Linked DNA regions of Mus musculus: region 2 is linked to region 1. A link is a loop called in an ENCODE intact Hi-C map of the cell type or tissue named here. Cell type or tissue: left cerebral cortex. All regions are shown on one strand. Links, peaks and the distances in the headings refer to the core of each region. The heading gives the core; the rest is flanking DNA. Region 1 overlaps Cdkl3 (cyclin-dependent kinase-like 3). Region 2 overlaps Ppp2ca (protein phosphatase 2 (formerly 2A), catalytic subunit, alpha isoform).

The links. Peaks named below come from ENCODE experiments on the same cell type or tissue, not always from the same donor. Only the 100,000 strongest peaks of a DNase experiment are listed, where the experiment ranks them.
Region 2: it touches region 1 in a loop (2.6-fold over the local background); 4 of 42 quality-filtered maps call a loop at or near these places.

Annotation. Positions count from the first base shown.
Region 1 is chr11:52,046,174-52,054,590 of GRCm38, reverse strand. All of the region lies in intron 13 of Cdkl3 (cyclin-dependent kinase-like 3), which reads right to left. Among named protein-coding and RNA genes, the nearest start is that of Cdkl3, 46 kb to the right of the region's middle. In left cerebral cortex, for the core only: no CTCF peak of the experiment used is centred there; a DNase peak (open chromatin) is centred at 3,686.
Region 2 is chr11:52,116,874-52,125,290 of GRCm38, reverse strand. It overlaps Ppp2ca (protein phosphatase 2 (formerly 2A), catalytic subunit, alpha isoform), which reads right to left. Exons shown (of 7, transcript NM_019411.4): 3 at 7,131-7,304; 4 at 6,533-6,622; 5 at 5,987-6,148; 6 at 4,240-4,358; 7 at 2,542-3,389. The coding sequence ends at 3,317. It also overlaps the pseudogene Gm30631. Among named protein-coding and RNA genes, the nearest start is that of Mir3061, 5.7 kb to the left of the region's middle. In left cerebral cortex, for the core only: a CTCF peak has its summit at 4,673 (motif pointing right); a DNase peak (open chromatin) is centred at 7,937.

The DNA of each region.
Region 1 (8,417 bases), core at 309-8,308:
TTCTTTTGTTGTTTCTTCTTTCCTCAATCAGGTCTGGGATGTTTTCACTGGAGCTACACTTGGATTCAACTTAAGTCCTTGACATAGCATAGCAGTAAGAAGTCAGGGCAACTGCTGAAGCAAAGAAAACTGGGCTCCTTCAAAAGCCCACAGAAACCAAGAGCTGCTGCATCAGCATCCTTGCATACATCCACCTAGATGTCCCCATTCTGTGTTTCTGAGTTCTGGGCTTTCCCTCCTCTGGTGTGCTGGGCATTCAGAGCCTCTGAAGTTCTACAACTCTAACAATTACACCTCCCACCCCGACCCCGAACACTGTACAGCTATTTGGTGTTCTGCTGAGATTCCATAAAACTCCAAGGCCACTGGCTTTGGCCTCAACTCCTTTGAGTCTGGAACTGGAGAGATGATTTGACACTTAAGGAAGCCTGCTACTCTTTGCAGGGACCCTGAATTTAGTTCCCAGCACCCATGTTGGATGGCTTAAAACTACCTGTAACTCCAGAACGAGGGGGTCTGACACCCTCTTCAGGCCTCCAATAACACCTGCATGCACAGACCCACACACATAAATCTTCAAAAGAGCTTTCAGTCACTTGTCCCTTGGCAAGGGCCAGCAGAATTCCGAGGGCGTCAGCTCTGTCTCTGTGGATCTTCTCTTTCTCCTTTCAGTCTTTCGCAGGCCTCTTGATCACACCCAACACAGAATTCCTCTCTAATACAACACCCTTCAGTCATCATTTATGAAATACTTTGTAAGCTCCAGTTTGTGCCAGGATCTATTTATGGCTCATGTGACAATCAGAATGATGTTCATTCTGTCCACCCCAAGGTGTGTCAGCCAGACTCAGATCCCAGCTTAACATTTATTTTTCTTGGCACCAATGTATTGGCCTCCATAGTCTGATAAACGGATCGAAAGTGAGAACCCGTAATTCAGGAGATTTGCCAAGGAAATCTGTAGGAAACCAAGGAAAGCTGTAAGGGAAACTGGGAAAGGAGCTAGGGTGCCAGGTCGAGGCAATGCATTGCGAAACACATCTGGCTTTGCAAGGGAAAGAAAAGTTGAAGGACAAAGACCTGGGCTGTGGGGCAGTTTGAAGGCAGGCTGGCAATGCTGATGACGATGACTGCAGTCAAGCTTCTGAAGTCCACCCAAGAACAAGCCTGCCTTGGTATCCCTGCAGAGCTCTCCCTTTATGAATGCTCTGTCTCCATTCACTGCTGTGGTTCAGCAGCTGCCTCTAGGCAGAAGCCCTCTATGACCATAAGGCTCACCCCTCCTGAGGCTGACTCTCCTCCACTCAGTGCCTGCGATACTCAGTTCAGATGTCTTGTTCTCTGTTACCAAGCAAGAGTGTCATGTAGTTGCTCTCTCATGGCAGAAACAAAGCTTCTTACTGTTCTCAGGAAAGTGTGTGTTTTCTTAATTTAGGAATACTTTTATCTTGTTTCCGTCATTCGGTGTTCTGGGAGTTCACTGTCTTTGACTGGCTTCTTAAAGTACAGAGTTAGGTCCCCAAACGCTGTGGATTCTGTAAGTATCCCCAAAGGCCTGTGTGCTTCAAGACTTGGTCTTGCCAGGTGTGCTTGGGGGTGTGTGGTTGTGGATTGCCACTAGGTAGAACCTGATGGGAGGAAATGAACCCATGGGGGTGCCTTTGAAAAGGATCCTGGGGTCTCCCACCCAGTTCCCTGCCTGCCAGGGGGGAAGCTTGAGCATGGCAGGCAGATGTCCCAAGAAATCCCTAAGTGCACCTGTTCACCCTGCCTTCACCCACCGAGCTGCAGGCACTTCCTCACTTCTCTTCTTTGAACATGTAGACTGTCAGTGCACTGGCCACGCCACTGTCTTCTAGCTAGTTATCAATTTCTATCTTAATCCTTGTGTGGCCAGAGGCAATATTCTGAATGTTTCAAGACTTTGGTGACGTTTGTTTTATTGTCATAAAGCAGTTTTTGATCAACTCACCACATACAGTTAAAAGTGCTGATGTTCTAATCTTGGTTAGACAGAGCTCTGCTGCATCCATTGGGGCTCCTTCATCAGCTGCTACTTTGGCCTTGCATGTCATTACTGGTTCGAGTTCACTTGTTTTACGGGCTGCTGGGAGAAGTGTGTTTACTGTAGACTGTTCTGTCTCCATCCAGTTCTGTTTCTGCATTTTGTGTTCTGAAACCATGTTATTCAGCAAACACTACTTTAGGATTTAAATCAATGTATTCTCTTTTGTTGTTGGTGGTTTTTTTGGGGGGGGGGTAGGTTTGTTTGTTTGTTTGTTTGTTTGTTTTTGATTTTTGAGACAGGGTTTCTCTGTGTAGCCCTGGCTGTCCTGGAACTCACTTTGTAGACCAGGTTGGCCTCAAACTCAGAAATCCACCTGCCTCTGCCTCCCAAGTGCTGGGATTAAAGGCATGTGCCACCACTGCCCGGCAGATTTCTTCCGTTTTAAAGTGTTCAACATTCCAGTGCTTTACATGGGAGGCTTTTTTGGAAGTAGCATGGGGTAAAAAGTTTTTATCTATCCTGATAGTTTACTGTCCTAGTATTTACATGGAGTATTTGTAATTACTAATATAGTTGCACTTATTCCTACTATCTTTGATTTGTCTACATTTAGTATAAATAAAATATGTTCAATCTAGAAGCTCAGAGCATATTATCTATGTTTACCTATTTATTTCCTCCTGGTTTTCCTGTGGTCAAGCATGTAACTCTGTTCTTTTATTGTCATATTCTTGCGTGGTGGAGACTGGATCCAGGGGTCGTGTGTGCCAGGCACACATTCTACCACCCAGGTACACCCCAGCTCTCCACACACAGTTAAAACCCTCATAACCCTCTTATTCATATGTAATATTTACCCACAATTTCCCCCTTTGTTCTTGATTCTTCCCTGAATTTTCCATTTCCATTTGGGACTATTTTTGTTTGATTTAAAGAGTCCCTTAAAGGGACTGGCAGTAAGGCTCAGTAGGCAGCATAAGTTTGATCCACAAACTCCACTGAGTGGAAGGAGAGAGCCAGCGTCTGCAGTTGTCCCTCTGATGAAGGAGCACTGTGGAACACACACACACACACACACACACACACACACACACGTAAAGGAGCATTGAGGAACACACACATATGTAAAGTTAGGGGGCTCAGTGATTAAGAACATTTGCTGCTCTTACCGAGGACTGGAGTTCAGTTCCCAGAGCCCACCCTGGGAAACTGTCAACCACCTAACTCCAGCTCCAGGGGACCTTCTTCTGGCCTTCATGGGCACCCCTAGCATGTGGCATATATTCACAATGCATACATAAACACAATTTAATTTTTTTTTGTTTTGTGAGACAGGGTTTCTCTGTGTAGCCTAAGCTGACTTGGAACTTGTTCTGTAGACCAGACTGGCCTCAAACTCAGTGATCAGCCTGCCTCTGCCTCCCGAGTGCTGGGATAAAAGGTGTGCGCCACTACTACCTGGCTTAATTTTTTTTTTTTAATTTTAAGTATCAAACATTAACAAAGTGAAAAATGAAAGAATTCCTTGAAGCTTTCGTCTTAGGGCCAGACTGCTAATACCATCTTCTCTCTGCTTCTGTTCTCTTCCCCTCATCTTTAAGTAGACCTCACTGGACAGAGGAATCTTGGCTGGCAGCTCTCTCCCACACTTTATGCCTGTCTCTGTTCTCTGACTGCGGCGTGGGCTTGTGTGTGTCAGGAATCACAGGCTGTTGTGGGCTTGCTCTCTTGCTTTCAGATCCTCTCTCTCTCAGGCTTTACACTTGCCCCACGGTCTCACCACAGTGCTCACATGGTACATTTCTGTTTATCTTCCCACTTGGGGTCACAGGTGTCTGTCATAGACTGCCTGTCCATGGTGAGTCCTTGTGCAGTCCTACCTAGATTTACACTAGGGGACAGTCTTGAAAGAGAACTGAGGGTGATGCTATTCTTCTAAGAAGCCTAAGCCACGCCACCAGACTCTCTGTACCCCAGCAGCATCCCTCTCTCAAGAGTTGAAAAATCTCAGCTGTGATGACAGCTTGGACTACACAGAGAAACCCTGTCCAACAAAACAAAGCAAAACATTTTAAATTGTGTTTATGTATGCATTGTGAATATATGCCACATGCTGGGGGCGGCTCGTGAAGGCCAGAAGAAGGTCCCCTGGAGCTGGAGTGGTTGACAGTTTCCCAGGGTGGGCTCTGGGAACTGAACTCCAGTCCTCAGTAAGAGCAGTAAATGTTCTTAATCACCGAGCCCCCTAACTTTACATGTGTGTGTGTTCCTCAAAGCTCCTTTACATGTGTGTGTGTGTGTGTTCCTCAATGCTCCTTTACATGTGGTGTGTTTGTGTGTGTGTGTGTGTGTTCCACAATGCTCCTTTACGTGTGTGTGTGTGTGTGTGTGTGTGTGTGTATGTGTGTGTGTGTGGTGTGTGTGTTCCACAGTGCTCCTTCGTCAAAGGTACAACTGCACATGCTGGCTCTCTCCTTCCGCTCAGTGGAGTTTGTGGATCAAGATTAGTATATATTCCTGAGGATTAGGAAATTTGGATCATCATACAAACTCTATAATAATCCCCTCAAACTACTGTTCACTGTCAGCTTTTTGTTTTGGGTTCTGGTCTGAGGCAGAGTCTCATGTATCCCATGTTGATCATAAACCTACCATACAGCAATGAAGGTGACCCTGAATTTCAGATGCTGCTGCCTCTGCCCCCCAAGTACTGAGGATATGGCACCAGCCACCAGGCCCCAGCTTACTTTTAGAGAACGTCTTGTGTTTTGTCCAGCTGGTTGTTAACTGTTTTAAATCACTGGGCTCTAACCTGGAGCATCAGTCTCCTGTTCTGTGTTGAGATTCTCCTTTCATTAACATCCTCTTTTACATTTCTTACTTTCATTATTATTTACTTCTTGACACATTTAGAAAATATATTTAAATTTTCATATGTATGGGTTATTTTTTTATTTCTGGATAAAATGTTTTCCTACATGTCTATTACAGCAGAGTTAAACACTGCATTACTCAAAGCCATAGCCATGTTTTGTTTGGTATTCATGGGTTTTTTGTTTGTTGTTTCATTTTGATTTGTTTGCTCTGACTGAGGCAGAGGGGCAAAGGGACTGAGGGACAGGGTATAGAGGGGCAGGGGCAGAGGGACAGAGGGACAGGGAATAGAGAGATAGGGGACAGAGGGACAAAGGGACAGAGTGACAGGGGACAGAGGGACAGAGGCAGATCTCTTGAGTTTGAGCTCCACTTGGGTTACGTAATGAGTTCCAGTTCCGCCAGAGTTATATAGAGACCCCCTCAATACCCAACAATCAAAGGACAAACAAACAAAGAAGCTCTTACTGCAACAACAGATTTCTCAAGTCCTCCTTGGACTCACTAAATTTGTCTGTTACACATTTTGAAAGTGTACTATTACATACAAGACCTTTTTGGGGGTGTTGAACACACAACTAGGGCCTGATACAGGTTGCAGGTGTGCGCTGCCACTGACCTAGATCCAGATTGTTGGCACAAAACTTTTTAGCATTTAAATGAATCATAGAAGGCCCATTTAATGTATACTGTTTGATTCAGTGCGTGCGTGTGCATGTGTCTGTAATAATGTGTGTGTGTGCATGTGTCTGTGGTAATGTGTGTGTGTGCATATGTCTGTGGTAATGTGTGTGTGTGTGCATGTGTCTGTGGTAATGTGTGGGGTCAGAGGACAGATGGCAGGGGTCTGCTCTCTTTCCACCGTCTGTTCCTAGTCAGCTAAGCAGGCTTGGTAGCAAGTGCCCTTACCTGCTTTCTGGCCTCAATTTTTTTCCTGATAATTAACATAGCTACAAAAAACTGCCTTTTTCGGTATTTGCCCTGTATCTTTTTAAACAGATGTTTTACTCTGTGGCAGCAGTTATCAATTCCTTACATTTTATATTTATACCTTAGCTAGTAGTAAAATTTTTATCCCTTTTATCTTTTTGTTATTTTGTGATTGTGTGTGTGTGTGTGTGTGTGTGTGTGTGTGTGTATGTGTGTATGCATGTGCACATGTCCCCCATATGTATGTGAAGGTCAGCAGACAACTTTTGGGAGTCCGTTCTCTCCTCCCACCAGATGGCTCCCAGGAATCAAACTCAGAATTTGAGTGCCTTTATCTGCTTAAACAACTTGTCAGCTCTGGGTAATTTTTAAAAACTTACTGACACACTGTTTTGTGTGGCCCATTCGCTTTCTATATCCTTTCTGTGGGAAGTGCTGATGGTGAATATGGCTGTCAATCTGACTTGTTGGAGAGGACTGGTGTGCAGCTGGTGCTATAAGAAGACCGACCATGAACTCAGGTGCTATCCAATAGGCAGGGGACAGACAAAGCAAAAAGGAGGCAGAAGTGGGAAGCAGGCAATTACATGCTTGACTCTTGCTGAGTGGAGGTGAATTTTGCCGTTTCTTTCTAATGTGAACATTGGATGCTTCAGCCTCTAAGGACAGATTTGCACCAGTGGCTCCTCAGGGACTGTCGGGCGTTTGCCCCAGACCGTGGCACACCGTGTCTCTTGTGCTGAGGTTTCCATCTTCTCAGACCGAGAGCCACCTTGGCTCTCTAGTGTGCAGATGGCCTCAGTGCACCCATCAGCCTCTGACGATGTTAGTGAACCTCATAAGCCTACTCTTGGATCATCCTATCATCCTATTTGTTCTGCTTATCTGCGGACCTCTGACTAATACAATAACTGATCATGATCATGTAGATGGTTATCTCACATAAACAACATTTAACAGAAGGCAATTCAAGGCTGGTTTGGTTGAGAACAAACATAAATTAAGAGGTATCTTGTGTCACAAAACAGGATGTGAAACAGTTAAAAACATTAAAAATGAGATCTGGAAGGGAAAAAGAAGACTAGGAGGGCTATACATTCTTAAATGTGAAAAGCTTAGTATCATTTTCAAGAACCAGAATGTTATAGCAAGAATAAATTAAGTAGGCCTGCTTTTTAAACGGTTATCAGACACAATACTCGGAGACTGAAAAGTATCAACTCCATGCCAAGTTTCCAGCTGGGAGAACCATGGGACTGAGATGAGAGGTGTCTTCAAAGGCGGGGCCACTGTGGACCCTGAGCTAGTCAAGCAGTTTGGAGACAACCTGATCACCTCTCACAGCCAGTCCCCTGACTGGACAAGCAGCAAATGATCACCTCTCTGTCTGACCAGAGGGAACACGCACAGGGGGAGAGGGAGCACGCACAGCGGGTATAGACTTCTCACAGGTACACCCATGATACAAATGACCAGGCAAAAACAGTCTCAAGAAAGATTCCCTAAGTCTTCACCCAGGTCCTGCCACACTACCTGCCCACAGCAGCGATCCTCCTTGGGCTGCTCCCCACCCATTCCCAGGAGTCAGTCTCGTTTTCCTTAATAATTCTATGTTCACTCTGTTCATTCTTGTTTGCTTTCCTTATTATTCTTGGGTACAACACAAAACACCCAGAAGACAGAAATGGGGGCCTCTTTGGTGACCAGTGCTTGCCCAGCATCCAAGCTCCGGGGTTAAGCTGACTAAACTGAGACAGGCCCTTTATTACACACAAGGGATCCACATCAGTTTCACTTTTAAAAACAGGAAGAGCTGGAGGGAAACCATGGTTAGGATAAAGCCGTCCTGTTTAGACCTGTATGTCTGCTCTCAGGAGGTCATCTGGGATGTGGGGACCATGCTAAGCTGCTTGCATGGGAACAGGAAGAACAAAGAACTGAAACCCTGTGCTCCAGGATGCGGACAGGGAAGCAGGTGGGAAGGTGATTTAGCAGAGGAGCAGAGGGGCACTTGGAGGTGAGAAAAGAAAGAAGACATGTGACAAAAAAAAAGATGAGAGTGGTTCCAGAAAGGGACGGTGATTCACAGTGTCAAACCTTACACAAAGGTCACAAAGGGAGGGGGGGAGACTGAAGAAAGCCACAGAGCTGACTGATTTAGGAGATGGGTGGAGCCCAGCCAGAGCAGGCTTTCAGGACTGCTGAATCAGGAGCCAGGCCTAGTTAGTTAACAGGCCAAATTTCACTTTACTAATTAATGCAGTAGGGCATGCCTTCTCCTCTCTACCACATCCTCTGTCTCCTTTTGAAAGGAAGTGGGTCCCACAGTTATACTCGTGCGCTACCAATTATCACCTTTTCTGTTTGTGACAACTGAGGGCAAAGGACTGTAGCCAGGACTTCTGCCTCATCCTATGAATATCTACAAGGCAGATTTCAAAACCCAGACCCCGATTACTGATTCATCTGCAGTGCACAGCATGCTTGAAGGAAAGAGATGGTGGCCAGACTCAGTGGCAGCAATCCGGTTAGCAGAGGCTGCCTGCTGAGAAGTTATGTGACCCATCCCTGGCTCATACTTCTTCCAAGGCCACAGTGGCAGCCT
Region 2 (8,417 bases), core at 116-8,115, 71 kb before region 1:
GCATTTGTAATGAAGAAAGGCAAACCGTCTCCCAATGGTCACTGAACATTTCAAGAGGCTCAGATGTGCCATTACACAGGCAGGTGGCAACCACACCACCACACTTTTGTTTCATTTCAAATAGCTACAAGGACCATTATGATAAATGCTTGAGGCATACATAGCCCGACTTGACACAATGTACAAATCTCAAAACATCACCTGGAAACCTTAGATAGTACATTGTTTTTGTTTTACTAAAACCATTATACATATCTTCTTCAAGTACTCAAACCCAACAGTAAGCTTTATAAATTGTTTCAAAGCAACCTTTTAATAAAAAAATAATAATTTATGTGCACATGAATACTGATGTCCAAGGAGACCAGAGGTGGATGTGGGTCCTCTTGAAGAGCAGTGTGTGTTCTTAACTCTGGCTCCACTCGCCAGCCCCTAAATTATCTTTTTTGAAACATCTGTGTGTGTGCATACATCACCATTTGTGCATGGAGGCCAGAGGACAACTTGCAGGAGTTGGTTTTCTCCTTCCACCACGTAGATCCCATGGACTGAGCTTGAGTCTTCAGGGTGGCTGCTAAGTGACTATGCCTTTACCAGCTGAGTCACCTTACCATATCCAAAGTACACTTCCCTGTTGAATACTCACTCTTAGGCACCGAGATCCACTATCTGCCTCCACAATGCTGGGTGACACATGTGTCATTATATACAACTTTTAGAGATGGAACCCAGGGCACAGTACATGTGCTAGGCAAGTGCTCTACCAATGAACTACATTTGTAGCCATTAACACGTCTTTTAAAAAGACTGATCTTTATTTTTTGTTTGAGTGGTTTGCCTGCAGGCATGTACACCACATGTGTGTCTGATGCCGTGGAGACCAGAAGAGAGTATCAGGGCCTCTGGAGTCGAAGTTATAGGCAGCTGGGGGCTACAAGATTGACTGCTAAGCACCTGTCCAGACTTCTTGACAACACCCATTTTTGATAATTCTTTGCTCTTAATCAAAAGACTTAAAAAATTATGGCAATCTCATTATAGTGCCCATTAAAATTCTCTCATTTGAGTGATTCCCTTCCAACTATCATTTGATTTTTTTGAAGAAATTATTAAACTCACACATTTTCACTAATTTTACATCAGGTTAAAGTATTAACATTTTCAAATTTCAAGAGAAGCCTAGTAATTGCCTCTGAATGCTTTTAAGACCACTCACTCTTTGACACAAGCCCCATTCTGAGAATCTGTATGTACATGACATGTGTCAACTATAGGAAAGACTCCATTAGAGCCCTCTTTATCGTCAGGATCCCCAGTGCAGCTGCTTGGTGTCTACCTCCCTCAAGTGTTGGATCAGAAGTGCTGTACATTAAGTCAGGCATGGTGGCATATATAGGCAGTATCATCCATGAGTTCTAGGACAGCTTGGCCTATATAGCAAGATCCCAGCCACTCAGGGCAACAGAAAGACTCTGTTGCCCTGCCCTTACCACAACCCACCCTAACAAAACAAAACAGTGCTGTATATAGATGTTACTTGTTTGGCCAGGAAGAAAAGACGAAGTAGCACAAATAACAGGCTGGAGAATGTGTTTCTTCGAACTCAGAATAAAAAGAAGACACCTAGAAAAACTAAGGTTTTTTGAGACAGGGTTTCTCTGTGTAGCCCTGGCTGTCCTGGAACTCACTCTGTAGACCAGGCTGGCCTCAAACTCAGAAATGCGCCTGCCTCTGCCTCCCAAGTGCTGGGATTAAAGGTGTGCGCCACCAGTACCTGGCCTAGGGTTTTTTTTGATTTAGAAAATTAACTCACAAACTGGCTTGTTTTTTTTTTTTTTTTTTTTTTTTTTATACAGGGCAATACTGTAACTTCACTGTTGGTTCCAAATTCAACACAGTACAAAGCAAGGAAACATTTATTTACTACACTCACACAGTAATGATCAAGCATCCTCATGTTTGCCCAGATAGCTTAAAATAGCAAATATTCAGTCCCCACAAGAAGAACTGTCTTCGGTTTTAAGCCAAGTCAAAGAATAGAAGGGAAACCCATTACTCGCTGAGCTTGGCACTCAGGCACCATTCTCGGACCTGGCGCAAACATCAGCCCACATCAGCATTGCTTCTACTCGGCTTCACTGCTTTACCAGGTAAGGAACACAAGCTAAGGTTCTAACACCTTATCCAGACAAGTTTAACTAACTCTAAGATCACATGACTTGACAAGAAATATACAAATGTTGGTTAAGAACTTACCGTTCTGTCAATCATTTTAAAGAGTCCATGAAATATACATAGCAATATATTTGTAACCAGAAACTACACTAATTAGACACATCATTTAGTTTGTTAAGTTCTACCTGAAAACATGCCATTTTAAGTAAAATCCTAAAAACATAACTCTCAAGTTCTATGGTTTAACAACCAAGTCCCACTAAAACAGCACAGATTTCCTTTCACAAGCGCAGGCCAGCAACAAGACAAACTGCGGTATGTCAGACAAACAGGTCCCCAAGTTCTTCTGAAGAACACCAAGGAGTTGCCAGAGAGGTTACACAGTGGCCTTGATCTTTATTTTTCTTTACCTGGGATTCTACAAATTCTGAAATTGATCAATAGATTTATCTTGTTAATAAACAGCACCAGTCGTGCCCACTGATACAATTCAAACCTGACTTTCTCAGTTCTCAAGTTTATTATGAAAACACTGCGGTGACTTGTGCAGTAACATCATCTTACAGGAGGGAAACAGTTCTGTTCAAAACAACTCACCAGGTTTTCTGACAGTAACAAAGAACAACGCGGGGCTGAGATTTGAGAAGGGGAGAAACTGAGTGCAGACAAATCATACAATTAAATTAATGGTATCCCTGAAAGAAACACAACAAGAGGGGAGGCCTTGGTACTTATTTAAAAATGTTCATTAAGCTCCAATGATTGTTTGCTATCCTCATCTACAGTCATGCTGAGTAAGCTACAGCTAAGTGAAGTCAACTGGACTCACGGGTGTTAATGTTTAATCCTATATCTGCAGTCTCTCAAGAAAGCAAAAGTAACTACAAATAGCGCTATGCCAGAAACTGGATTCTTGACCAACAATGTCGCGTCAGCATGCAATGAACTGGTTCATTCTAAAGTGGTCACGGCTGTTGATGACAAGAGGCTTTGTATTTTATATGGCACATCTTTTGGTCCGTGTGAAAACAAGTTTTTGAATGTTAACTATTTTCTGACACTTTGGAGTTACTGTTGCTCTTCCCATTTCCATTAGGTCAATATACGGTTCATGGCAATACTGTACAAGTTTACATTTTCATTACAGGAAGTAGTCTGGGGTACGACGAGTGACATGTGGCTCGCCTCTACGAGGTGCTGGGTCAAACTGCAAGCTGAAAAACAAGGAAGACTCAGTGTTACTACTCCAGAAGATACCATGTAGTTAACAAAACTAACATCTTCCAAATTTTCAAATTTTCTTCCCCATCCAACTTCAGTACATTTTAAAAGAATAGAACCCAACTTTAATAGACCTAGGTATATTGGGGCACAGCTCTAACATTACCACTTGGGAAACTGAGGCAAGAAAATCACAGTTCTAGACCAGCTTGGGCTACAAACACATGGTTAGTTTTAGCTGTTAACCAGACACAAGAGAACCATTACCTGGGAACAGTTCTAACTGAGGACTAGACTTATATAAATCAGGTTGACCTGTGAGCATGTCTGTGGAAGACCATCTTAATTGATGTAAGAACACCACGCCCACCGTGGCTGTTACCATTCCCTAGGCAGAGAGCCTTCATCTGTTTAAGAATGAAGAAAGCTAATTGAGCATAAGCAACAAGCAAGGGCCCACACACTTCTCTCTGCTTTGTTTTGTTTGAGTCATGGCTTCTTGATATAGCCCCTGAAACTCTGTATATAGACCAAGCTGGCCTCACTCACAGAGTTCCTCCTGCCTCTGGTGGAAGGTAACATTACATCTAGGCTGTAGATGTTATTTGAGGAGCTGCTTCTAGTTCCTGCCTCAGCTTCCCCTCAATGGTGGACTATAAATTAGGACTATAGGTTGAAGACCTAGTAACTCATACAAGTTATTCATACCAAATAAGAGACACTAGTGCTAGTTTCTATTATGTGTAGGTTCATTCCCACAAAAATTTAGTCAAAAGTCAACAACCTATGCTTTGGTTTAAGCAGGGCTGGACAACACAAAGCTAGCTCAGAGTAGATACTTACAAAGAATACTTAAGAGTGTCGTCAAGTTCCATGATTGCAGCTTGGTTACCACAACGATAGCAATAGTTTGGAGCACTGAAAATTGTTACTACGTTCCGGTCATGGCACCAGTTATATCCCTGTAAAAAAGAGGCAGGAAAAAAAAAAAAAACCAAACAAACCTTACTAACCTACATAAATATGAACCCATTAAAACAGAAAAATACATTAAGATAGAAAAACTCCAAAGGGGTTAATTTTCTGTATTTCTCATAACCTATAAAATGTACATTTAACAATGTGTTGCTAAAACAAACAAACAAAATACTTTTGTTTGTTTGTTTTTGGGGGTTTTTTGAGACAGGGTTTCTCTGTGTTGCCAAAAAAATACTTTTTTAGAAAAAGATTTATTTACTTGTTTTATGTAAGTACACTGTTGCAATCTTCAGACACACCAGCAGAGGGCATCAGATCCCATTACAGATGGTTGTGAGCCACCATGTGGTTGCTGGGAATTGAACTCAGGACCTCTGGAAGAGCAGTCAGTGATCTTAACTGCTGAGCCATCTCTCCAGCCCTGTTTTTGTTTTGTCTTAAGCATTGAAAAACAAGCCAGGCATGGTGGTACACATTTTCAATCCCAGGAGGCAGAGGCAGGTGAATCTACATGGAGCCTAATCTGCATGGAGAACAGCCTAATCTACATGGCGAACATATCCCGCAAAAACCAACAAACCAACCAACCAAATCAACTTAAATATTACCCATCACCAAATGTAGATACTGTCTTTCATTGACATGACCTTGTGATGGTTTGTGTATGCTTGGGCCAGGAAGTGGCACTATTATGTGTGGCCCTCTTGGAGTAGGTGTGAACTATAAGATCTCATCCTAGCTTCCTGGAAGCCAGTATTCTGCTAGCAGCCTTCAGATGAAGATGTAGAACTCTGAGCTCCTCCTGCCCCATGCCTGCCTGGATGTTGCCATGTTCCTGCCTTGATGATAACAGACTGAACCTCTGAATCTGTAATCCAGCCTCAATTAAATGTTGTCCTTATAAGAGTTGCCTTGGTCATGATGTCTGTTCATAGCAATAAAGCCCTAAGACAAACCTTAAACTTGATTTTAAAATGAACTATTTTTTGGGTCTCACTGTACAGTCTAGGCTAGTCTGGATTACAAGGCAGTTTAGCTGCCACCTAAATAACTAACCAACCAGCAAACTAGCTAACTAATGAACTAATGAGGCATGCACCACTATACTTGGCTGACCATCAGTACTGACAACAAACTCTTATAGAATAAGAGATTGCCCACTGCCATAGTTTGAATGCTCCATGTTCTCATCTCATTCTCAAAGTATGGCAGTCAATGTTTTAAGGTAAGACCCCTACCAGAGGAAAGGCTTCTTTCAAATCATCTACAAGCCAGTTATCTAAAGGGCATCAACATTTTGATGTTTCTTTCTTTTCCTATAAAGAAACAAACTAGATAATGTGAAATAAACCACTGCGATATATTATACCCTTCCTCATTCGCTCTGCATCTTCATCCTTTCATCATTAATCCCAAGTCCCTCCGAGTCATTAAGTGGATGCCCACTATCAGCCATGGATCTGACTTTCCTCTGACTGTCCATCTACTGAAGAGGGTTTAGCTCCCATGGCAGACTCTAGGAATAAAGGACATCTTGCTGACAGCATCAGTGTCAAACTCCTTTCCTTCAGTTACTACAGTTAATTTGACAGGTTTCAAGAAAAGAACATACCTCCATCACCAGCTGGTGAGCTCTGGACACCAACGTGAGGCCATTGGCATGATTAAATGTCTCAGAAATATCTTGGCCAAAGGTATAACCAGCTCCCCGAGGAGATATCCCCCAGCCACCACGGTCATCTGGATCTGACCACAGCAAGTCACACATTGGACCCTAAAAAGCAGGTATAAGTTATTAAACTGACTTCCAAATGTGGAATTCTTCATTTGATAATTCACCAGAAGCAACACTCTACAAAAATCACATTCTTAGTATGTGTGCTGAACTTTTGCAGTAAAGGTATCTCTGAAATGAAAATCAATTCCCACAAGGCACACTGCACTCAGTAACTTGCCCCATCTGCCCGTGTATCTGAGTTTTATTATTAGACAGATGGGCTAGTGGTGACGACCAGGAAGGCTTCTAAACGTCTAATGAGCAATGGTAAGGAGCTCATGTCATTTCATTTTGAAACCCGAGTGAACATATGATAAATTATGCTACAGCTAAACGATTTTTGTTTTTCCTAAGGAGTGTCTGAGAATTTGTCAGCCATACCTCATGAGGAACTTCCTGTAGGCGATCGAGTGCTCGGATGTGATCCAGTGTGTCTATGGATGGTGACAGACCACCGTGTAGACAGAAGATCTAAAAAGATTGATTACAAGTGCTAATTACACCTAAGAGAAACTGAACTCTTTGGACTACACATTAGACAGGAGCTGACACCATTTAGCTACATCAGTTCTAGGCTCTGTTTCGATGAGGATGGACCCTGAATAACTGGCTATTGTTCGACCTAATACCAACTACAGAGTACAGTATCTATTCCTGTTCCTGACCAACCACCATCCCTGAGGTTCCTTCTAAAGAGTGTTTTTCTAGCTTACCCACAGTCCCTCCAGAGCCTGACAGTCCCCCTCACACTGGTAAACAATGCCTTCCATCTCCCAGACCCCTCTACAAAGAGCCCCCAAAGCTGAATAGGTTACATTTTCCACCCCATGATCTTATCCTGACAGTTCAGCACCTAGAAAAGAACTTATCAGTATTTAGTAATGTATCCCCAAATGGAAAATCACTGCCTGCTAAACACCAAGAAAACAATTATTGGAAACAGGAAGAAACCCAGAAGTGAGTTTTATGGTACACACACCTGCCCATCCACCAAGGCAGTGAGAGGAAGATAGTCAAAAAGGTCTGTGAAGTATTTCCAAACATTTGCATTTCCGTATTTCCTTAAACACTCGTCGTAGAACCCATAAACCTGTGTGATCTGTCTGCTCTCGTGATTCCCTCGGAGTATGGTGATGCGCTCTCGGTAACGAACCTAAAGAAAACGACAACAGATGCCAGCTCTTTCCAAAAAAAACAAAAAGCAAGACACTTCATACAACTTTCTATAGGTAAATCCAGAGTTCCAACTGAGAGGAGGAGGGGCTGAGAGTGCACATCTCTAAACTTCAATGAACTGAAATTAGATGATAAACTTTTTAAAACTGCTGTTGCTGTTTCTCAAGGGTGGGTTTCTCTGTGTAGCCCTGGCTGTTCTTCAGCTCAAGGAGATCCACCTGCCTCTGCCTCTTGAGCTCTGAGATTAAAGGCATGGGCTACCACAGCCTGATGATTATAAGCATTTTTAATTAAAGGTTTATAAAATGCTTACCAATATCTCAATTAAGACCAAACCCCCTGCACCATCTTGTGTGAAATAAAAATCATACTTTTTTCTGACCTTTACTAAATTTAGTTATGCAACAATTACCATAACTCAGTTTTAGAGTCTTGCCAAGATTCCTTCCCGATCTGCAATGGCCCCACTCTTCCAGCCGGACAACCACTCATTTATTTCTGTCTTGAGAATGACTTTTCTAGAAATTTTAGTGTTTCTTGTGCTGCATATCCCACGGAGCGCGAGCTATCCTGAGTCACCATGCTACAGCACAGATGAGGGTGTGCTCCTTTCACAGCTGCACACTAGCATCGGGGGAGGGCAGGCCACAACCCATGGTTCCTGTATCTGCTCCAGTTTTCCTGTTTCTTAGTTACTGAGCTCATCTGCTCACATGCTTTCTTTTCTCTTGAACATATTCCTAGAGTGTAGCTATTGGGCTACATGATCGATTTATATGTAACTTCACCAATTCTTTAAAGTGGCAAACTCATTTCACATTCCTTTTTTTTTTAATGGTTTTAGAGCTTTATTGTAGAAAGGCAGAGAGAAAGAGAGAAGGTAGAAAGAAAGAGGCCGGCCGGCCATGGCCACGTGGAGAGAGGGGAGAAGGAAGAGAGAGAAGGAGGGCTAGAGATGAGAGTAAGGTGAGAGCTTAAAGCTCGTTTCACATTCCTGACAGGACACTTGGTATGGACTGCAGCCACTGTCTTAGTAACCGACGTGAAGTTGGCACTTGGGACTTTAACGTAAGATTTTTCTAATAACTAA